Linked DNA regions of Homo sapiens: regions 1 and 3 are each linked to region 2. A link is a loop called in an ENCODE intact Hi-C map of the cell type or tissue named here. Cell type or tissue: Caco-2. All regions are shown on one strand. Links, peaks and the distances in the headings refer to the core of each region. The heading gives the core; the rest is flanking DNA.

What was found. Hi-C counts contacts between places; a loop is a spot of excess contacts. Peaks named below come from ENCODE experiments on the same cell type or tissue, not always from the same donor. Only the 100,000 strongest peaks of a DNase experiment are listed, where the experiment ranks them.
Region 1: it touches region 2 in a loop (2.4-fold over the local background); 2 of 110 quality-filtered maps call a loop at or near these places.
Region 3: it touches region 2 in a loop (5-fold over the local background); 2 of 110 quality-filtered maps call a loop at or near these places.

The regions. Positions count from the first base shown.
Region 1 is chr2:16,405,146-16,412,917 of GRCh38, reverse strand. All of the region lies in intron 2 of LOC107985855 (a long non-coding RNA gene), which reads right to left. Among named protein-coding and RNA genes, the nearest start is that of CYRIA, 260 kb to the left of the region's middle. In Caco-2, for the core only: no CTCF peak of the experiment used is centred there; DNase peaks (open chromatin) are centred at 3,747 and 4,047.
Region 2 is chr2:16,483,519-16,491,290 of GRCh38, reverse strand. No RefSeq gene overlaps it. Among named protein-coding and RNA genes, the nearest start is that of CYRIA, 180 kb to the left of the region's middle. In Caco-2, for the core only: a CTCF peak has its summit at 3,364 (motif pointing right); a DNase peak (open chromatin) is centred at 3,410.
Region 3 is chr2:16,389,798-16,397,569 of GRCh38, reverse strand. LOC107985855 (a long non-coding RNA gene) reads right to left here. Exons shown (of 3, transcript XR_001739298.1): 2 at 5,244-5,317. Among named protein-coding and RNA genes, the nearest start is that of CYRIA, 270 kb to the left of the region's middle. In Caco-2, for the core only: no CTCF peak of the experiment used is centred there; DNase peaks (open chromatin) are centred at 3,129, 3,799, 3,959 and 4,379.

The sequences.
Region 1 (7,772 bases), core at 2,202-6,201, 79 kb after region 2:
AGTTTCAGACATAGGAGACAATCAGTGCAAAATCCTGCAGTATCAGGGTGCCTAGCATGTTCAATACATTGAAGAAGGTTAGTGTGGCTGGAGCAGAGTGAGGGGTGAAAAGCAGAGAGGAGATCAGAATGGTAGGGCCAGGTCATGTTGAACCAGGTGACATAAGAGTCCTACCAACTTAAAGTATAATAATAATAAAATAAAAAAATAAAAAAATTTTAAAAAGTCCTACCAGCCTGTTGAAGGACTTTGGCTTTTAATATGAGTGAAATGGGGAGCCATTGGAGAGAACTAAGGAGAGGAGGGATACAGTCGGACCTATTTTTAAAAGAGTAGCTGACCACTCTGTTATGAATAGACTGAGGATGTGGTGAGTGGGGGCTTGGTGGGGAGTTGGCAAGCCACTGTAGGAGCAGGGAAAACAGGAAGCAATTGTAGTAATATCCAGGTGAGAGATGCCTGGAGACTCATAGGTAGCAAAGCAATGGACAAGATGATATAACTGGTGTGCTTTCCTGATGGATTGGACATGGGATGTTAAAGAAGAGACGTGAATGACTAAGGTGTGGGGCTTAAACAGTGTAAGTGCCTCAACTACTGTGCATATGAGGAGGAGTTATTAAAGTTTCCATTTTCCTTATGTTAATGTTAAGATGTCTCATCCACAGTCACGCGTATCTGTTGAGCAGGCAGTGAGATACAAGCCTTATAAAAAGACAAAGTACTAGGGCAGAGGTAAAAATCTAGGGATCTTCGGCATATAGGTGGTATTTAAAGCCATGTGACTTGCTGTGAACTGAATGTGTGCCCATCAAATTCATATGTTGAATCTCTAATCTCCAATATGATGGTATGTGGAGACTGGACCTCTCAGAGGTCATCAGTTTTGGATGAGTCACCAGGGCAAGGCCTTCGTAATGGAATTACTGTATCTCTCTCTGTGCCTGCACCAAGGAAACATCATGAGAGGATACAACAAAAGAGAGGCTCTCACCATGCTGGCACCCTGATCTTGGGCTTCCAGACTTTTGAACCCTGAGGAATAAATGCTGTTTAAACCACCCAGACTAGGCTAATTTGTTATAGCAGCCTGAACTGACTACGACAAAAGTAAAGGAAAAAATCAAGGAAGTGGGTGAAGAGAGAACCAGAGACCAAGGACTGCATCTCAAACTCTCCAAAGGTTAGACTATGGGAGAAGTGGAGGAATCAGACAAAAGGCTGAGAAGGAGCAGAAGAGAGGTGGGAGGGAGACGTGGAAATTCTGTGTTCTGGAAGTCAGGTGAGGAAAAGGAGTAAAGGCAGAAGAGGGCAAGAGGATTGATTGTGTCAACTGTTGAAGAGAGGTCAAGTAAGATGAAGACCAAGAACTGACCATTGGATCTGGCAAACTGAAGGTCATCAGTGATGTTAACAAAAACAGTTGCAATGTCAGAGTAAGTTCAAAAAAGAGTAGTAGAAGTGGAATAAGAGTTGGCAACTCTTTTGAAATGTTGCACTGCAAAGAAGTATTGAGAAGTGGGCAGTAACTGGTGGAATAAGAGGGGCAGAAGAAGGTTTTGTTTTGTATTCTAAAATGTGAGAAATAACAGCATGTTTGTAATCTGATGGAATAATCCAGTAGAGTGTGAAAAACTGATGAAGGGAAACTAGTCAACATGATGTTCTTGAGTAGATGGGGGAATAAGAACTAGTGTGCAAGTAGAGGTCATGGCTTTAGACAGGCACAATAGTTCATTTATAATAACAGGATCTAAGGCAGAATCTAGGGCAGAGGCCAGGACACTTTTCCTCAAGGGCAGGATATTTGTTATTTTGGGTTTTGCAGGCCATATGTTTTCTGTTGAAACTACTCAAGTCTGCTGATGTAGCTCCAAAGTGGTCGTAGCTGATATTTAAATGAGTGGGTGTGGTTGTCTTCCAACACAACCCTATTAACAAATACAGGTGGCTTGATTTGGGCCATAGTTTGCTGACCCCCTAGTGGTCTAGGGTACAATCATGGGATAATATTCTCAAATGTGTTCTCTACATGTAAGTTCAAACATTTGGCCCAATGTTTGAGTTGGAAGATAGAGCTCAAAAACTTTGGAGATGAAAAAAAAATCAAGAAGAGATTTTTCCTGATGTTATTTGCACCAAAATCTCAGAAATCACCACTAAAGAACTTATACTTGTAACCAAAACCACCGGTTCTCCCAAAACTGTTGAAATAAAATAAAATTTAGAAAGGAAGAATCAAGAATTCACTTCTACAGAGATCCAATGAAGCGTAGCATTTACCAGACTGTAGACCCCAACAGCAGGGAATGAAATTTATTTATCTCTATTATGCCACCATCTAGCCCCAAGCCAGCACATGGTATAGTAGGTGCTGTCTTTGGTAACTACAGAGCACTACATGGTATAGTAGTGGCTGTTCATTGATAGATTGAATGACCAAATGACCATTCTCACCCTCCTAGACTCATTTTCCTTGGTTTCTCAGATAAAACTGGGTCTTCTGTGCTGCCCCTTGAGAAGGTACAAGGAGAAAATTTGAAGCTAAATGAAATGATGATTATTATTTTTTACACCAAATAATTATCACCCTTTGTTGAATAAAATTATTGGTTAGGAAGTGAGTGAGGATTTTTGAATGAATTAATGCAAACTCAATGCCACCAGGAACAAACTGAAAGGATAGGTATTACTCATTGCTGAGCAATGGGATTATCTTTAGGATGAAGAAGATGATGATGATAGCAATGATGACGATAATGGTGATGATGATGATGATGGTCATGATGGTGATGATGGCGTTGATAATGATGGTGATGATGGTGCTGACGGTGATAATGGTATTGATGGTGATGATGGTGATAATGGTGGTGATGGTGGTGATGATGATGGTGATTATGGTGATGATGATGGTAATGATGGAGGTGATGTTGGAGTTGATGGTTGTGAGTTTGGTGGTTGTGATGATGGTGATAATAGTAATGTTGAGGGTGGTGATGAGGGTGTTGATAATGATGATGGAGAAAGTGAAGGAGGAAAAGTGGCAGGTGCCACTACAGCAGCTCTTACAGTCATTGCTTCCTTCTGCTAACAGGCAAGGAATATCACAGAACTAGAATCAGAAGGTTTGGGTTTGAATTCCAGCAGTGATGTGTTAGCTGCTCATCTATGAGCTGATCACTTTGGCTTTCCAAAAGATCACAGCTTCCTCATTAATATCATAGTAACAAATATAATCCTTGCCTGCCTAATAAACTCAGTGAGGGACAAATCAGCACATGGATTAAAATGAAAAGCACTGCATGTACCAGGCTCACAATTACTATCATAAGTCTCTTCTCTGCCAGACTTGCCCTACTGAGTCCTTTGTAGGATCTCATTCTTCCTTTAGATGATTAGCTTTGAAAGAGAGAAGCTGACCCAAAAGTCACTTAAAGTAGCAGCAATTATTATCAGTTCAGGCATCACTGTATAGGAACATATCATATATTTTATCTGTCCTAGTCTGCCCAGCCCCTCCCAGAAACCATTAAAAATACCTACCCCCCTGCAGGCTCAGCCCACTCTGACCTTTTTGGCTTTATAGGACTCCCTTAAATCCCTCCAGTGCACTCCAGAATTATTCTCTACTCCCTTAGCAGATATTCATTGGGGTGAACATCACCATGGCACCTGCATTACCCTAAGGCCACAGCCTCCTTATCTTACTCCCATTGTATGGAACTAGTCTCTCTGCCTGCCCAGCCTTCCAGCAGGTGGCCATTTCTCATCAGTTTCCACTTACAGCTGAATTCCAACCCTGAGCCCTAGGCTGGTGAGCAGGGGCCTTCACCGCTGATCAACATCCTGACAGCCCCTTTCCAGAGTCCCTTTCCTGAGTACGGATGGATCTTCTTGATCTATGCTTGACATAGAAATCCTTACTCCGTGCTGAAAATTGCTGGTGCCAAAAAATTCCATGCATTGCCCCCAAATATCAACTCATTGGTACTGCTACAGATTCCCATGCGCTTTGGAGATTATAAACTCCTGCCTGGGGCAGAGGCAACCCTATGCCGTGGGCTACTCTGTTCAGGAACCTGCATTCCAACAGCCTTATCTCATTTCTCTTCCCTCCTAAGAACATTCCTATGCCATGGGTACAGAGCCAAGGGACCATCTCTAATGTTTCTTATGGCAGAGACCATTTCTGCTCAGCAAATATTTCATGTGCTCCCCTACATTTTCCAGTTTCCCTTGTGATTAGAATAGGGTCATATTCACAGTTTTGGTCAGAATGAATGGAAGTAATTTATATCACTTGTGGCTGAAGCTATCCCAGGAATGTATGCCTCTTACTAGGTTGTCAAAATCTTGGATGAATAGTCCTCACATCATGGCCACAAGATGGAGTAAGGATGCTCACCCTCATCTGATGTCACCTGAGTGAGCTGAGTGAGGAATAACTCTTCTTGTGTTAAGCTATTTCAATTGGGGGTGGGGGGGGGGGTTGACTCTTGGGACAGCTAAAACTAATTATCCTGATGATCTATCCTCCAACTTAGACCCAAGGAGGAGCATGTTTTGAAAATATTCTCTTCTACCGTGTATGTAAATATTTCAAGAAAATGCTCCTTTGTGAAAAAATTTTAGGACATGGTTATGTCTGCTTCTGTGAACAAAAACTACCAAGAGAATACTTCACATCTTTTATATATCAAAGTCTCAAGCTCCTTGGGCTGCAATTCTATCAACAAATGTTACAAATACACTTGGATTCTTGATCTCATAACACAATATAAATACACACTGGTGAGATCTTCTTCAGTGCTTTCGCAGTGCTAAATACCAGTGATGAAAGCAAAAATATGGTTTTCTGTAACCAGATGCTCTACATGGAAAGAATGATATTGCTTAATCGTTTCATTAATGCCTTCTTTTCTTTGTCCTGGAAAATGCTGTTTTGTCTCTTCTTTTGATGTCCTTCCCCAGCATGTTTGCTATAAGACGACTCTAACCCTTCCTCTGATCTGCTTTCCTAACAAGGATTGCAGAAGAATTCTGTGCAGATGCTGAAAGGCAATATAGAAAGAGGAGGTGGTCTTTGAAGCCCTGTGCCAGAAGTGACCACATATCCCCAAAGCAGCATCGGGAGCCACAGCAAACATTTACTTAGCACCCACCTTATGTCAGGCACTTTGCTAAGAGCTTTATCCCTTGCCCCCATAGCAACTCTACAAATTGGGCCTGCTATCACCATTGTAAGAGAGGACACTGAGTCTCAGAGAGGCTTAAAAACGAAGAGCTGTCACACTCCAAAGCCGTGCCTTTTCCATGACATCATGGGCCTTCCATTCAGATGCCGTTGCCACTAGCCAGATGCCTCCAAGACATCTGGCTGTTGGCCAGTCTAAGAAGGGAGCAGGGCGGGGACAGGAGCTAGCCCCTTGAGCACCTACTAAGTGCCGGGACTGTGCTAAGTAAGGCTTTCCCCAGCTCAACCTGTTGCCTAACCTTGCGCCTGGGGATCGGATGACTCGGGGCCTCCTTCCAGGTCACACGCGCCTCCTTTATTAATGTGATAGCTGCCACTGCACTTCTTTTTAGTGAAATATTTTGGGCCACTCAGTCAGTTGTTTGGGTTCAATGAGAAATTGATGCCTCTTTATTCAAAGCTCTGTCAGGAGCTTGGAAAACATCATGCTACTTTGAAAAATGAGGGTTTTTTAAGATTAAAAAAAAAGCCCTGATGATTTAAGAACTTCTCTGGTTGCCAGTTGGCCCCACTCCTCCTCTGGGAGCCAATCAGGAGCGACCATGGTAATAAAAGAGTCCCTCTCCCCCTTCCTGGCTGCTTTCAAGAGTGATTAGTGGAGGGGATTCATAGGCCTTGGTTTTGTGTTGTTTTGTTTTGGGGGGGGGGTTCTTTTTTCCTTGCACTTGGAGAATAAGTTAATTATGATTGGTTAAAATTTGTGTGTTTTTGCTTTTATCCCTGAACCACAATTAGAGCTCCTGACAGCCTCCTGGCCCTCAGAAATTCCAGCTGGTATAATAATTGATAACCGTGGTTATGAATAGATTGGAAACAAGACTGTGAAAGAATGCCTAGCCACTTCAGAGGGTCATTTATAGCGTGCTGAAGGGAAAAGAGAATTTCAGGCCTGGAAAGCTTAGAAACAGAACGAGTTTTTATCAGTTTCCTTGACACTGGCAGATCAAAGCCTGGGTTGCGCTCTCTAAGGGTTACAGATAATGGGGTGGCCGCTAATTCATTCTGCTGCTGGAGCTGAGGCCTATTCAGAAGGGTAAACCAGGGAGTTTTCATGGTGCTGCTTTGTAGTCTTTATCACAGGACCAATGCAAGAATCACCTTTTTATTTTAATGAGACATTTGAAAAGTATTTGATTCCCTCTGGCTAGGGGCTCTTTCTCCCGGCTGAGACAGTAAGAAAGGATTGCCCAATGGAGCTGGATTCTCTGAAAGCAATAGTATCTGCATTCTACCCACCTGCCCCCCTTGTCAGTTTAATAATTTCAGTGCAGGCAAAAGCTGGGCACGTGGGAAAGGAACAGAATTTCAGAGAATATCCTGAAAACAGAATATTTTCACTTGCTTTTTTTCTAACAATGAGGTTGTCCGCAGAGATGCAAGTTCGATCCCAACTCCACCGTTCTCTGTGTACAACTTTGGGAGTAGATTTATATCCTTTCCTAAAGCTCCTCTTCCTCATCTGTGAAATGGAAATAATGACAACAAGCCTGTCATGTTGCTGCAATGTTCAATGCAGTACTGTATCTAAAGCACTCAAGTATCTAAAGAAGACATCTTCGGTAAGCATTTTGTGATTGAAAGAATGAATGAGTTGTCTCCATCAAGCCTCACAAAACTCCCTTAACTGTAGTGAGTAGATATTTTTAATACTATAAACATGTGTTAAGCATTGTCATGAGCTGAATTATATCTCCCCTAAAATCCATATGTGGATGTCCTAACTCCAGAGCCTCAGAATGTGACTGTATTTGAAGATAGGGTCTTTAAAGAGGCAATTAAGTTAAAAGAAGGTCATATAGGTGGGCCCTAACACATTATGACTGATATCCTTATAAGAAAAGGAGATTAGAACACAGACACACACAGAGGGAAGACCACGTGACGGCACAGCAAGAAGACAACCATCTACAAGCCAAGGAGATAAGCCTCAGAAGAAACCAATTCTGGTCTCCAGAATTGTGGAAAATAAATTGCTGTGCTTAAAGTATCTAACCCGTGGTATTTTGTTATTAGCAGATTAATAACAAGCATCTACTATGTTATTGTCTTTAGTTTACAAATTCTAATACTGTTGGGTTTTTAGGCTCAAGGGACTTCTCTATTTTGGCACAAAGGGACATAGGAATTGCACATAGAAGACTTGGTTTTGGTCCCAGCTCTGCCACTGTTTCCAGAGCAGGCACAACATCCTAACTGAGTTTCTGTTCCCTCACCTAAAAAACTGTGAGGTTAAATGAACAATGTCTTATAACAGAGAAAGGCTGCACACTTGTCATTGTTCCCAGGATCTCCCCAGGTGGAGCCCACAGTTCACCCAGGCCTCCCATCTCCTGGCCTCAGTTTCTCTTCTCAGAACATCTCACAGCCACATAAGATGCAAAGCTCGCCACTGTCTGAGAGCTGCCTCAAACTGTAAGGCCGCAGATAACACCTAGAACTGCTGATTTCTCAGGTTACAGGAAAGGGAAAAAACCCAGGGGGATTGTAAAATCAAGTGAAACTTGTTCACCTATTGCTA
Region 2 (7,772 bases), core at 1,819-5,818:
TACCTGAACATGCATATTGACCTTCAATTTCTTCCCAATCTCTGTTGGAATACAGAAAAATAAACACCAGGGCATAAAATAATAATGTCAAAAAACAAAGTAGGCACACCAAAATACTGGGAAATTTAACTAACTTTTGAAAGTTGAAAAACAGATTAATTCAAGTAAGTGGCTAATCCATATTGAAGAAAGTAGATAACAAAAACAGAGAGGAGAAGGATGTGTGGGAGGCAGGGGCTGCTTTAATTAACAGATCCCTAAACAGGTTCAAAATTTGAAGTTGGTGGGTAAGAAAAGCCAAGAATGAAGGAGTCTTATCTACATTATTTAATCAAAAGGCTCTTTGTGGACCATCTGAACTACTCAACCTATACAGAGAAACCTGTGTGACTTGCCTCTGGGCAGAGAGCACTCCCTACCACATGCTATAGAAATGGAACAGGTGCCGTGAGTAGCCTTGAGGGCCAAGTGTTAGAGATGTCCTCAGAGTAAAACTCTTATTTGACAGGCTGGTGGGAGGTGGAAAGGTGCAGGCAGGGCAGTCTTCTCCCGAAGTTCAATCTGATACTTGCCAGTCAACATGCACACACATACACTCACACATAGTTCACAATCAGTTGCCCCCTTCAGGAGAAAGGCTTGCTGGGCAAACAAACCTGCAGAACATTGAAGGAAACCCATGGCAGCCATCTGTATTAATCAAGGAATTCTTCATTCATAAATATGAATGGGCACCTAAGATTTGCTCCACACCTGGACGGTGGTGGTAAGCAAGATAAGAAATGAAAATTACTCATCTCTTGAAGAGGAAATAAAGTTAATTCAGAGAGCAAACGAGAATGTAAAAGTATAATTATTGTTAGATAAATTTTAAATAACATTAAAATTTTTGCCAAAATGAGAATCACTAAAAAAGAACACTTGGAGAATAAGAAAAAATGTATTTGAAATTTATTTTAAAATCATGATTGGCCAAAAAATATAAAAAATATGAAAGATAAAAATCAGGAATTTCTCACAAAAAGTAGAACAAGCATCAAAAATAGGTAAATGAAAGAGAAAAATTAAAAGATAAGACCAATTCAGGGTATCCACAATACGGCTAATAGATGTTTCAGAAAAGAAGAACAGAAAATAAAAAAGAGAAATTTATCAAATAAATAATAGAACAAATATTTTCGGCGTCAAAGACCAGCAATTTCTGTCGCCCAGGCTGGAGTGCAGTGGCGTGATCTCCCCTCACTGCAAGCTCCGCCTTCTGGGTTCACGCCATTCTCCTGCCTCAGCCTCCCGAGTAGTTGGGACTACAGGCGCCCGCCACCACGCCCGGCTATTTTTTTTTTTTTGTATTTTTAGTAGAGACGGGGTTTCACCATGTTCGCCAGGATGGTCTCAATCTCCTGACCTCGCGAACCTTCCGCCTCGGCCTCCCAAAGTGCCGGGATTACAGGCATGAGACACTGCGCCTGTCCTAAGACTAGCTATCTTTAGGTTGCAAGGACCACTGAAGCTCAAGCAGAATGAATGGAACATGATCCACATTCTCATGTACACATCCTAGTGAAAGTTCAGCATGTTAAGAACAAAAAGGACGAGCTTAGATGCTGAGAAAGAGAGAGAGAGAGAGAGAATTAAACAAAAAGAAAAAATTAAGCCAAAAAGTGATCAGTTTCACAACCGACTTCTCATCAACAACATGAGAAACGAGAGAAATCCTAAAACATTGTGGAATAAAGACATTTTCATTTACATAAGAACTCAGAAAGTTACTTTTTATCCACTCTTTCTGGTGATAAAATACTTGAGGGTATTGCAGCAAGATCATAAACACATACACACTGAAAAGAAAGACATGAGATTCAAGAAAGAAGTCCAGGATTAATTTTTATTTAATCTCAATCAGACAACAATGTAGTAGTTGGGAAAGCAATCAGTCCAAATAGGACCACTAGATAATTAATATGATTAATTTAAAATATAGATATTATTATAGATATTGTAAATAAGGGATATGTTTCTTTGATAATCAGGAAAAAGGCAACTAGAAACACTAAGATCAATATAAAACTATATTGTAAATTTAAGAGTCAAACATAAAGCAAACTAAAATGTGTGATGCTTCAAAGTATTAAAGCAAAGAAAAAAATCACTCTGAATATATTGCTTGGATCATTCTCTTTTAACATTAAAGTATTAGTGACAAATAATTCTATTTTCTTTCCATCTTGGTCCAGATAGCATACTTGGTCTAGCACTTACTAATATTGATATGTTCAAATATTTTAAAAATTGTTTATTAGTTTCCATGTACAGATCAACCTATAGACAAAAAAAAAATCATTATAGTAGGTGATAAAATGTAATTACATTGTGAACCTGGACAAGGTAAAAGTAATTGTAGAGCTGCCATATTTGACTGTGGAAAGTGTTACATGAACAAAAGACGGTGGGTGATAATTTTCTCATTCTATCACATGAGAGAAGAAATTACCACAATTTGATAGAATAAAAAATAAAAGTTGAAGTATATTATTTAAAGTAACTAAGTGAATAAATAAATGAATAAAACCACAATAATAATATTTAGAATTATGGAGCTAACGATGAGAATAACAGAAATCAGAAAAGGTTAAAAATGATTACCACTGGGGAAGGGCATTAGGAAGTGAATGACCTTTTTTTTTGTTAACTCTTTGCATCTTTTTGAAATTTTTATCATGTGCATGAGTTAGTTTTGAAATGATAATAATAATATTAAAATATGAAATGGCCCCGCTCAAGGAAGGAGGGACATGACATTTATTGAGCCTCTGATATGCTGGAAATACACACATCATCTTGGCTTACTCATCATGAAATGCATACAACGTGATTATTATCTTAGCCTGCTTTTTCTCGTTGATACAATTTAGATGATACACTGTTCAATAATTGATAGTGCTAAAGCCAGGGTTTGATGGCAGCCTCGCCATGTGCCCTTTCCACAGCTGTGCAAGCCTTCCTCAGTGCGGACCTCCACACCAACCAATGTGCTGAAGCTAAAGAGACTCAAGTTCTAAACCTTTCTATATGATATATGCCTTTGAGCACTTTGTGCGTCACCTCAATTTTCTTTTCTTTTTTGTGTGTGAAATGAATGAATGTGAACAGACAAATGTCTAGGACTTTGTATTTCTTAAATGTAATCTGTTATATATACACACACATGGAAAATTACATGCTTTAGAATTAGACTTACTAGTTTTGGAACTTTGGGCGGGCCACTTCACTTCTCTGAGCCTGTTTCTTCATCTACAAAGGAAAGTCAGTAATTTCACTCTAATTTCTTCATTATTATTTTCATTTTGCTTTTTTTGTGTGGCCAGTTGGGGGCATTGTCTCCCTTGGCATCGGTCAGCCAATAATTTGTAGTTGTGCAATGCCTGGCATCTGGAAGGAGGACGTAAGAGGCTGTTTGTTACCAAGCTTCTAATTCAAGAGCAGAGCATCCCCTCCTAGGTGAAAGGATTGTAATACAAACTGTTCATTTAACTTCTTAGTCAAACAGAAAGAAAGACTGTCCTTCCGAGAAAATAATGATTTCATAGTTGCATGAGGTCAAAATAAAAATAATGCAATAACTGGTCTCAAATTGACAAAGGAACCAAATTGGTGATCTTCTCTCATAGATAGAAAATCATAGACTGGGCATGGTGGCTCACACCTGTAATCCCAGCACTTTGGGAGGCCGAGGTGGGTGGATCACTTGAGGTCAGGAGTTCGAAACCAGCCTGGCCAACATGCAAAACTCCATACTAAAAATACAAAAATTAGCTGGGCGTGGTGGCGTGCATCTATAATTCCTGCTACTCAAGAAGCTAAGGCACAAGAATTGCTTGAACCCAAGAGGCAAAGTTTGCAGTGAACTGAGATTGCACTACTGCACTCCAGCCTGGGTGACAGAGTGAGACTCTGTCTCAAAAAAAAGAAGAAAGAAAGAAAAGGAAAGGAAAGGAAAAGAAGAGAAGAGAAAAGAAAAAAGAAAAGAAAAGAAAAGAAAAAAAGAAAAGAAAAAGAATCTTCAGAGATGTAATTTCAATTGTGCTAAAGGTCCCAGGACTTAAGGAGGTCTGGGCTGCCTGCTCTAGGTATGGCAACATACAGAAGTCCCTGAGAATGCAGCCTCCCTGACAATTGTATTTCCTCCTAAAATTGTCATTTGGATTTGTGTACAAATGTCTCAAGGCCTTCTTCTTTTCTCTCTTCTCTTAGGCTCAGATCTGACCCAAAAAAAGAGGGGGATTTAATTAGATTTTGTAGGTTAAAGCTCTCTACACCAAAAACTTAGATAAGAATAGCAAAAGAACAATTGGTCCCTCACTGCATTTCTCAATGAAAGTGTAGAAGAAGACATGTTGGAGGTGTTTTATAACAGCATCAAATAAGCTAATTTCACCCGGTCTCAAATTTATAGATTGCTGTCCAGACTTCCAAAGCTGTGGCTAATGAAGCCGAATGATCAAAAGGATGCTTAAATGATTAATGTGACTTTTCTCTTACACTAACATAAGTCCTCTACCTGAGATATTTGGAGTTGATGTTGTACATAACATTTGGAATAATGAACAAGCTTTGGATGTATATGGAAGTTTCTTAGTCAAACTCAGAGGCAATATATAGAAATACTTACTGAATTACATGCCTACAAGATGACAGAATTTGAAGGGACTTTGAGATCATCTGATCACATTGGCTCATTTTAAAGATGGTTAAACTAAGGTTAAAGTAAGTGACATAGTTTTCCCAGGTCCACAAATTTTGTTTGTGTTGTAAAAGGGCCCAATTAATTCACTTATTCATCTATTTATTAAAGTAAGAGATATTTATTGAGCACCTACTTAGTCCTAGTCATAATGTCAGGCCATTGCAAAGCAGATAGGGATATGAGATAGTCTTCCACCTTCCAAGAGCTTCTGGTCTGAAGGGGAGGCAGGCCTGTTTCATTTCCAGCACAACCTAATGACGTCTAATAGAGAGACGACAGCCAAGTGTTCTAGAGCACAGCAGAGAACTCTAATTCTTCTGAGGGGCTGGGAAAGTCCTCATAAAGAACATCCTATTTGAGTGTGATCATGCCAGATAAGATGGAGGGGAGAAAAGAAACATTTCAGGTGGAAGAAACAATATCATCGGTATTTTTATAGTTCAAAGCAATCATAAAGTGTCAGTCACCCAGGTGGGATCCTGGGTAGCATTCCTATCCAGGTAGGAGAAGGGGCCTAGATTCGAAAACTTCTAGATTAAAAGCACATCGTGTCTCAAAAAAAAGAAAAAAGAAAAGAAAGGAAATGTGGAGATGAAAAACTTGGGTGTGAGCCAGTGCATATTTACAGTGACTTCAGCACATGACAAGGAAATCAGAGCAGATCTTGAAGGTAACGAGAAGAGGCCATTTCAGGAGATCTAACATTTGTAGGAAATTTTTCTCCAGATATGAGCTCTGTCTGTTGCTCTCTGAATCTCTTCAATGGACCCCAAACATTCACAGCTGCAATCCCTTAAAAATGGGACTAAAGAGTAAATACCCTGGAGGGTAGGAGCCCAGGGACATATAACTTTTTATAAGAAGGTACATCCGTTAATATACAGAGCATGTCAGTACCCGCACCCAATATTTGAAAGGAGCATTTTGAAATTCTTCCTTTTTAAAAATCTCAATGGAAAACATCAAGAAAAAGGGCTCTGCATTAATGTACAAAGATCACCATCTTCTGCTTTCCTAGAATTTGAAAGAAGAGATCTTTATTGCTGTGGGGTTATAACCACAACACTAAGCATAGTTGGGAAATAGTATTGTGTAGTGTGACCTAGGAGTGGGTCATTGTTGGGAAATCATATTGTGTAGTGAGCCTAGTGGCTCTGGAACCAGGCGGCTTTGGTTTAAAACCTGCCTTGGCCATTTATTAGTTTTCTGAACATAGTCAAGCTGCCCAACCTTTCAGTGCTTCAGGTATAATAATTATATTTACCTTATAGATGTTTTGCAAGTCCTTACATATGCGCTCAGTAATATAAAGCCTGGCACATAATATTCACTCAATATTTTTTCTAACATTATTATCATTATTTTATTATTAATTTATTATTCTCTCCGAAGTGCTGCAATGACGTTTTTCTCCTCCAGTCTCAGTTATGGTTAAATTGATTGACCAGCCAGTGACCACAAGATTTTGATCTTTCATCAAGCATTCCAATATTATACACCTTGTGGAAGAATCAGACATAGTTTTTGCCTCAAGGAATTTATAATCAGATTCAGAATATTTAACGATCATCTTTCATCCTTAAGAAAGTAATATAAATATGAAAAACATGAATCTCAATGCTCTTGTTCTAGCTGAAATCTCCCATTCTCCTTCCTCTTTGCTTATCCAAATTCTAGTCATTCCTCAGTACCCAGTGCAGTAGCTGGGTGTATCAGTCAGGGTCCAATCAGTAGAGGAAAATCACACAGCAATTTAAACAGGGAATATCTAAAATAAGAACTTATCAACTACAGTGAGGGACTGTCTAGTTAGAAGTAAAGGGAGCATCAGAGAATATAGGAAGAGCAAACACAAAGAGGAGTCACTACACCTGAGACTAAGGTAGAGCACCCAAGCAAGAGGTTCCTCAGGACTGAGGTCCAGACCTTATTGGAGAGGCCAGTGCTCACAAGACGGAAGAGAAGCCATTGTGTTGCCACACCAGCAAAACTTGCTGGAAGCCTGCCCTCTTGGGTGCAAGGGGAAGCTGCTCAAGGAAAAGTGTTTCATGAGAGACAATTTGCTATAAACACATCTGAGGCTGGGAGTACCATGGGGTGCTAGCCCTGGGTGCTGCTGGCCTCCATGCACTGCAAAAGCTTTGCATGCCATAGGAGACTGCTGCTGTGAAAGCCACCCTGAAGGCAGGAGATGGTCCTGGGGAAGCTGTGTGCATGGCACGGACCTACTGAGCAAGCAGACAGGGACCAGGAAACAAAAGACTTTTCTCCTACAGCCTCTCTCCACAGATCTTTAATGGTAAAACTTAGCCTCCATTTCCTTTAACAAAAGATAAATATTTAAAGGGTTCAGCTCCATTTTCACAGGGCAGGCAAAAAGTGGGTATTTCGAACTAAGAGACAATAAATTGATAACCAGAACAGTCCACGCTGTGACTGTTCAGCTTCCGTATGCAATTCTTGATATCAAGCTGATGTCTGTGCAGCTGTAACTTCCACTGATGCAGTCTTAGAGTTGACCTCCTGGACCTCTGAGAACATGTCTTCTACACCATGTTAATCGTGATACTTAAACTTATCGATGAGCACAGAGCTGAGTAGGACCCAGAGAACTTCAGTATAGACAGCATTTCTCTGGTCCTGAAGCATGCTATCATGGTAGGGGCCTTGACTGTTGTATTACATTGGTGATTGGTGACTTTTATTAAGCTTACTTTCAATTAAAACTTTGAGTAATGTTGTTTTAAATCCACACTGCACCCTTTTCTGACATTTGTGTAGTCTGGGCATTCATTTGTTTAATCAATGAATATTCATTGAATGCCTATTCTTGCTAGGTGAAAAGGGCTTCTTCCTCTCTGTCTGTGGAGCTGATGCCCTGGCTGGGTCCTTAGGTCCTTGCCAAACCCTCCTTGCAAAACTCATCCTTTCCAAACTTTGGAGGCCCACCTTCTACCCTTTGTAAAAACTTACATCTTTATCATTATGGAAAGTGAAGATTTTCCCTTCTCTACCACCTACTTAAGCT
Region 3 (7,772 bases), core at 2,202-6,201, 94 kb after region 2:
ACATACTCTGAGCCACGTACTGTGCTAAGAGTTGGAAATTAAAGTGCTCAGAGTCTAGTGGAGAAAACACACTCACTAATCTATATCATATCAATTGGTATCTGCTCTATGGCAGTGGGATCCCCGTGGCATAGTGGTATAGCAGGGGCATTGGGACACCAAGGGGTTCAGATAAACCTTCACACAATAGAAGGTGATGAATTTGGGTCTGGAAAGCTCCACTAGAGTTTCTGGACAAATTAGTTTAGTTTAAGTTTAAACTAGCTACTTCAAAAATACCAGGATCACAGGCTAGGCATAGACCTTTCACAGTATGGGAAGGGTCAGCTCATGGCCACACTGCAGCCCCAGGGAGTAGGGGAATGGAGGCTCAGCAGGGTGGCCGGGTGCCTCGCTGGCTGCCAGCACCATGGTCACTTGGCTGCTGGCCTCTACAGGCCGGCCAGGCACTACCACCAAACCTCCTTCTAGCTGCATTCCCTCTTTCTCCCATCTTCATCTGACTCTACTTAGGGACACCCCCAAGAATCTGGAAAATAAAAATAGATTATCCTGAAAACACTGTCTAAAAAAGTTGTGGCATTGTGGAAAACAGAGAAGGGCAGAGCCTTGGACTCAGTGTTCAGGAGCCCTGGTGCTCATCCCAGCAACCCAGCTCCTCTGCGAAGCGGCCATGAAAATAACCACAAAAAAAAAAAAGAGAAGGAAAAGAAAAGAAACAAAAGCATGTGGTTGATTTTGATCTAGACCTTAGCGTTGGGAAGACGCCTCCTGCATCCCTTAATAATCCTTGGTAGCACATGATCTAGTACCTCCTTTTCTGATGATTGCAGATCTTCAAGAAGGGATTTTTTTTATTACCAGTAAAAAATAAATAAATAAAATACCCACACAGATAGCAATAATCTCTCAGCTTTGATCTTTTCCCGCACCTCTACGTGTTTCCTGTCATTTGCTTTTTGCATTAACTCCATTTTACAGATGGGGAACCTGAGGCCCAGATCACGGAGACTCTTGCTCAAGGCCACAGAGCAAGTCAACGATGGGGCCTGCAGTAAAGGCCACCCTTCCTACCATGCTTGGCCCTTCCCCACTCTCTTGGTCTCAACGCCCATCACAGGAGGGATTTTCCCTCTGCTCTGATCTCGAGTTTTGCGGGCTCCAGGGTCTGGGAAGCTCCAGTGCAAACACCGACTGCCTTTTCTCCTGCACTGCCCCTTCTCTTTTCCAGGTCTGGCCCAGTCCAGGGATGCCTCTGATAAGCCAGCTTGGAGGCTTCAGAGGGGCGTCCACACTTGGGTGTGTGCAGTACGTGCACATGACGTGTCCATCTCATGGTTGTTTGCCTGCCTGTGTGGCCATGTTTTTGCGCACAAAGGTTGGAATGTTTCTTCCCTTTGTAACAGATGAGTGTGTGTGTGTAGATATCTCCATGGGGTGTGTGTGTGTACATCTGTCTGTAGGGTATGTATGTATGTAGATGTCCCTGTGGCGTGCGTGTGTGTGTGATGTTCCCATGGCGTGTATGTGTGTGTGTAGTATGTGCAGGTGTCTCTGTGCATGTAGTTCTGTGATATGTGTGTGGTGTGGTTTGTGTGTGTGCAGATGTCCCTGTGGGGTACTTGTGTGTGTCTCTGCAGTGTGTGTAGAGATGGAGAAATAGATAGAGATATGCAGATGTCTGAGATCTATGTGTATGCAGACATTCCTATGTATGTGTCACTAAGAGGTGTGTGTGTCATGGTGTGTGTCTAGCTCTAGGGTATTCGTGTCATGATGTGTGTGTGTGCATATCTCTATGGTGCTTGTGGCATGGTGTCTCTGTGTAGATGTCCCTGTGTGTGTGTGTGTGTGTGTGTGTGGTGTGTATATCTATATCTGTATTTATCTAGATTCATATAGAGATATGTATAGTTACAGAGGGGTCTCTGGAATATGTGTGTATCTCTAAGGTGTATATGTGTGTCTCTGTCATGTGTGAGGTGTGTGTCTCTGTGGCCTGTGTGGTATATGTGTGTCTCTATGGTGTGTGAGGATCTCTATGGTGTGTGAGGTGTGTGTGGTGTGTGTGTGTGTCTCTATGGTGTGTGAGGTGTGTGTGTCTCTATAGTGTGTGAGGTGTGTGTGTCTCTGTGGTGTATGAGGTGTGTGTGGTGTGTGTGTGTCTCTATGGTGTGTGAGGTGTGTGTGGTGTGTGTGTGTCTGTGGTGTGTGTGGCGTGTGTGTGTCTCTATGGTGTGTGAGGCGTGTGTGGTGTGTGTGTCTCTATGGTGTGTGTGTCTCTATGGTGTGTGAGGTGTGTGTGGTGTGTGTGTGTCTCTATGGTGTGTGAGAATCTCTGTGGTGTGTGAGGATCTCTATGGTGTGTGAGGTGTGTGCGGTGTGTGTGTGTGTCTATGGTGTGTGAGGTGTGTGTGACTCTGTGGTGTGTAAGGTGTGTGGTGTGTGTGTGTGTCTCTATGGTGTGTGAGGTGTGTGAGGATATCTATGGTGTGTGAGGTTTGTGTGGTGTGTGTGTGTCTCTATGGTGTGTGAGGTGTGTGTGGTGTGTGTGTGTCTCTATGCTGTGTGAGGTGTGTGAGGATCTCTATGGTGTGTGAGGTGTGTGTGGTATGTGTCTGTCTCTATGGTGTGTGAGGTGTGTGTGTCTCTGGTGTGTGAGGTGTGTGTGGTATGTGTGTGTCTCTGTGGTGTGTGGTGTGTGTTTTCCTCTGTGGTGTATGAGGTGTGTTTGTCTCTGTCGTATGTGAGGTGCGTGTGTCTCTGGGGTGTGCGTGGTATGTGTGTGTGGTGTGTGTGGTGTGTGTGGTATGTGTGTGTGGTGTGTGTGTGTCTCTGTGCTGTGTGTGTATCTCTATGCTGTGTGTGTAATGCACGTGTGTCTTTAAGTGATGTGAAGTGTGTGTCTCTATGGTGTGTGTGTGTGTGTCTCTGTGGTGTGTGTGTATCTCTATGCTGTGTGTGTGTCTCTATAGTGTGTGAGGTGTGTGTGTGTCTCTATGGTGTGTGTGTATCTCTATGCTGTGTGGGGGCGGGGGGCGGGGGGCATATGCTCCGCTATGATGACTGCTGAGCTGGCTTCTCCGGAGCGTGGGGACACAGCTGACACAGCAGGACACAGAGAGAAGCCTGGGGAGGCGGCCACACCAGCCGTTCTTGCTTACTCAGGCTGAGCCATGGAGCAGCTGCTCATGTGTTTTCCAGTGAGCAGAGTGTTCCCAGCCCTTGCTTCCCAGAACCCAGAGAGGGGCAAGGGCACTCACAGTCAGGGGGTCCTGTAGTCCCTCTGAGGGGTCCACATCCGACAGGCAGGGGCTGGTCCAGGAGGCCTGAAGACGTGCCCTGGAAGGCAGAGGAGTGCAAAGGGCCTGGGAGGCAGTGGAAGGGAGGTGGCATTCTGGCAGAACTGGAGCTGGGAGGCACCTGAGGCAGAGGCGCCTGTGAGGCACGGGGCAGTGAGTGTGAGTGTGTGTGTGTGTATATGCATGTGTGCTGTGTGTACCTGTGTGCAGTGTCTGTGCATATGTGTGTACACCCAGATGCATTTACCCACAGGCTCCACATAATTTCAATTCTTTCTCCTCCCACTTCAAGTTCACCAAGCAGCGTAATGCTTCACCTTCTGGCAGGGCAGGGACCACTCAGCTTCTTTCCTGCTTCTGCCCCCAACCCTCCCCAAGAAGATGACATCCTGTTACTGTACAGGCTGCCAGGGACTCCATCGTGCTATTGTCAGAACCCCAAGGCTCGGAGACTGTCAGAGGCCACACAATTTCCAGATAGGCAGGCCGGCCTTTTTTCCAGGTCACTTAAAATACTTTTATGGGTAGGTTTGCCTTGAACAAAATCCTGTTCAAATGGTACAAACCTGACGATAAACTCAACCTTTCAGATTACAGTTTAAACTTCACTGCCGCACCAGGGAGAAGAAAAAGCAGAATTCCTGTGCGTTTCAGAAAACCTCTCGGAATAATCCCTTGAGCCTCCCTACAGGGCTCCAGTCCCCTAATGGATGCTTTGATGACAGCAGATAAAGGCCAAAGGTACTTTTATTCTCTCAGAAATTGCTCCAAATAAACAACCTTGATGATTAAAGCAATAGAAATCCTCAGAAGATTGATGGCTTGGAAAATGCTGCTGAGTGAATGAATAACTTCCCCCTTTATTTCCAAGAGCTAATATTTGTCCACATTTGCTGCCTTTTAGGAAAAAAAAAAGTGCAACCTTTTTTTGTGCTGAGTTTGGTCAGGGACAAATAGGCACCATCCAGTTATGACTTGAACTTTAAACCAAACTCCATTTGTGAGCCACTGAGGCTGCTTGTCAGCGGCCTCCCACTTGTCAGGCACAGGTATGAGACCCGCACGCGGAAACACCATATCTGGGTGCAAACGTTTAGGGCGGGGCCAGGCACCAAAACTCCTTTTGAAGGCTTTAAAATGCTCCATGTGCTCTTCTGCTTCCCCCATGTCCCCAGGCACAAGTCTGGAAGCATTTCTCAATGTGCCTCCTGTGTCTAAACAAAACCTGCCGTCGAATGCCAAGAAGTAGCCTTCAGCCAACGATGGCAGCTGCTCTGTCCTGGCTGACCCAGGGGCTAGGGCTCCCCAGTCACTGCTGAGGGCTCCACTGGAGGATGAATTGCTGCCTTCAAGGGCTGGCTCTGGAGAGCAGGTGATGGGGTAGGCTCAGCATCAGGAATCAGGGACTCTGGGAAGAATCTGGCTCAACAGAGCACTGCAGAGGCTTGATGGGAGTGGCATATTGCCAAATTACCAAAGCCCAGAGGCCGAATCCCTGGCATGCACATGTACACTCCCCTGCTTCCCCACACTGGAGGGATAGATGTCCGCTTTCCCGAGCCAGCTGCACAGCTTTCTGAACAGTGTCCTCCGGCTAAGGAGCTTGACTCCCAGATCTCGGGATTTCTCACCACCCTTTCCCTGAGTGGCATCAACCTAGTTCCTGTCACCTTTCCTTCCATCCCATTTCAGCCACCCATTCCCATGACTTCACCTTGGAACTTGCATTCCCTGGAGCTTTCCCAGCCCTGAAACCCTGAGTGCAGATCTGTCTGTCTCTGATCACAGCTCTCAAACCCATCCAGCTTTTTCTCAGTTCATCCTGCTACCTCAGCGTTCCGCTAATTTGACTTCAGAGAGACCGCTTATCTCTTAGTCCCTCTGCTTTCCCCTTGTCCATCAGCTTGTCAGGAGGTCAGTTGTTCTTTTCTTTAAACTTACCTGGAAACATTAAAACCCTGGATCCAGCCAGCCAGCCATCTTCTCTGTACGCACATCGAGAGTGTGGTGCATTCCTGCAGAAAATCACAGGGACACAGGTTGCCATTGGTACAAACTGATAGTCTCTCCCCATCTGGGTCTGTGATGTTGCCTGAAACTTTTCCATGCCTCCCACGCCTGGCCCATGCCCATCCTCCTCAGTCCATATCAAATGACCCTCTCTCTCTCAGACCTCCCACCTCACGAGCTGGCCCTGACTAAGAGCAAGTGTCAGTCATGGTGTCACACACAAATTAGAAACCACAAGAAAGACGGGAATGTAAAGTAGTACAACCACTATGGAAAACAGTGTGGAGATTCCTTAAAGAACTGAAAGTAGAACGACCATTTGATCCAGCAATCCCGCTACTGGGTATCCACCCAGAGGAAAATAAGTCATTATACAAAAAAGATACTTGCATATGCATGTTTATAGCAGCACAATTCACAAATTGCAAAAATGTGGAACCAGCCCAAATGCCCATCAATCAACAAGTGGATAAAGAAACCGTAGTATACATATACAGTGGAATACTACTCAGCCATAAAAAGGAATGAATTGATGGCATTCACAGAAACCTGGATGGGACTGGAGACGATTATTCTAAGTGAAGTAACTCAGCAATGGAAAATCAAACATCGTATGTTCTCACTCATAAGTAGGAGCTAAACTGTGAGGATGCAAAGGCATAAGAATGATACAGTGGACTTTGGTGACTCAGGAGGAAAAGGTGGGAGGAGGATGAGGGATAAAAGGCTACAAATTGGGTTCAGTGTATACAGCTGGGGTGATGGGTACACCAATATCTCACAAATCACCACTAAAGAACTTACTCATGTAACCAAATATTGCCTGTTCCCCCAAAAACCTATGGAAAGAAGGAAGGAAGGAAGAAAGGAAGGAAGGAAGGAGGGAAGGAAGAAAGGAAGGAAGGAAGGGAGGAAGGAAGGAAGGAAAGAAGGAAGGAAGGAAGGAAAGATTCCTAGAAAGAAAATCCAACAACATCTTGCCGAATCCTCCACAAACTTACCTACATCCTGTTCTTTCCAGTCTTCCTCAAGTTTTACTAGAAGAGTCAGGAGTTCTCCTGTCTAAGCCAGACCTTCTAGCCTTATTATTTCCTTGAAATTGCTTTCAAGAACCTCTCTGTTGCTAAGCCATCGGAGGTGTTTCTGTCGTCTTCTTCTTCCTTGAATTCTGCAGTGTTCAAAACTACTGACCCTCTTCCTGCTCCGGGTTTCTATATTCCCATGCTCTTCAGTTCTTCCTCCTACCTATGCAAGGAGCCCTTCTCAGCCTTCTCCTTCCTTGCCCTTGTCAAGGTGGCTGTCTTTTTAGTATACACTTTCAGAGCATTTTCATCTGCTCTGGAGCTCACAGAATGGGTTTGTGCTGAGGACTCCAAATAGGTGTTTCCAACTCCAGAGATTCTCCTGACGTCCAGACAGATGCATTTCTCTCCTGGCGAGCGTCTCTACGTGGACACCCTGCAAGCATCTCACACCTTGTATGGTCAAAACTGAACTTTATCTTCTTCCCACCCTAAACCTGGCCCTTCTCCTGGGTTCCTCCTCTCCATGGTTGAGTCGATCCCATCCTCTTCCTGATTTCTAAAGCCAGAAACCTGGGCATGGTTTTTTATTTCTTGCTTTTCCACACTCCTCAGACTAAGCTGACACCTGTTCCTTGCATGTGTGCCCGTTTCCTCTTCTATTCTCTACAGTCCTCGAGGGCAAGGACATATCTGAGTTATCTCAGCAGTTCAGCACCCAGCTTCTTGCCAGGGACTAACAAAGCTCTCAATAAATGTTGAGTGAATGAGAGAACCAGGATGTTGTCACCCTCCTGATACAGATGACTGAGGCTCAGAAAAGTGAAATAGGTTGACGAAAGTCATACAGTTATCAGAGGAGCCAAGCTTTGTCTAAATCCAAAACCAAACACTTCTCCTTTTGTCCTATGTCAGGTTCAGGGATGTGGCATTTTCATATGCCAACAATTCTGCCCACACTTATGGAAAGTTAAAAGCTAAACATATAAGAAATTAGTATTTGAACTTGGAAACAAACTTTCACTTTAATCTCTGAAACTTTAGGATTCCATTTTGTCTCTGCCATGATTTCTGCCAGATACAGCCCAAGGCCTTCCATAGCATTGTGAAAGCTGCCTTAATTACTTCTGCCTGCCACTGGCTCCAGCTCTTCAGCGAACCTCTCCTTCATCCTTCTCTCTAGGTAGTAGCTACATGCCACCTGGCAGTTGTGACCATAGCTCCATATTATCAAATGTGCTCCATCTCTAATGGAGAACAGTGGAGCCTAGAGCTGCCACAAACACATGCACAAACGTACACATACGCACACACACATATGCACACACACACACACATACACACACACTAGGCTGTTCTGGGTAGAGTCAAGGCTGCTGTGCCCAAGCTTCACTATATTGTATAGAAATTGGCTGGGGCCCTAAAGAGGCCAGACTGT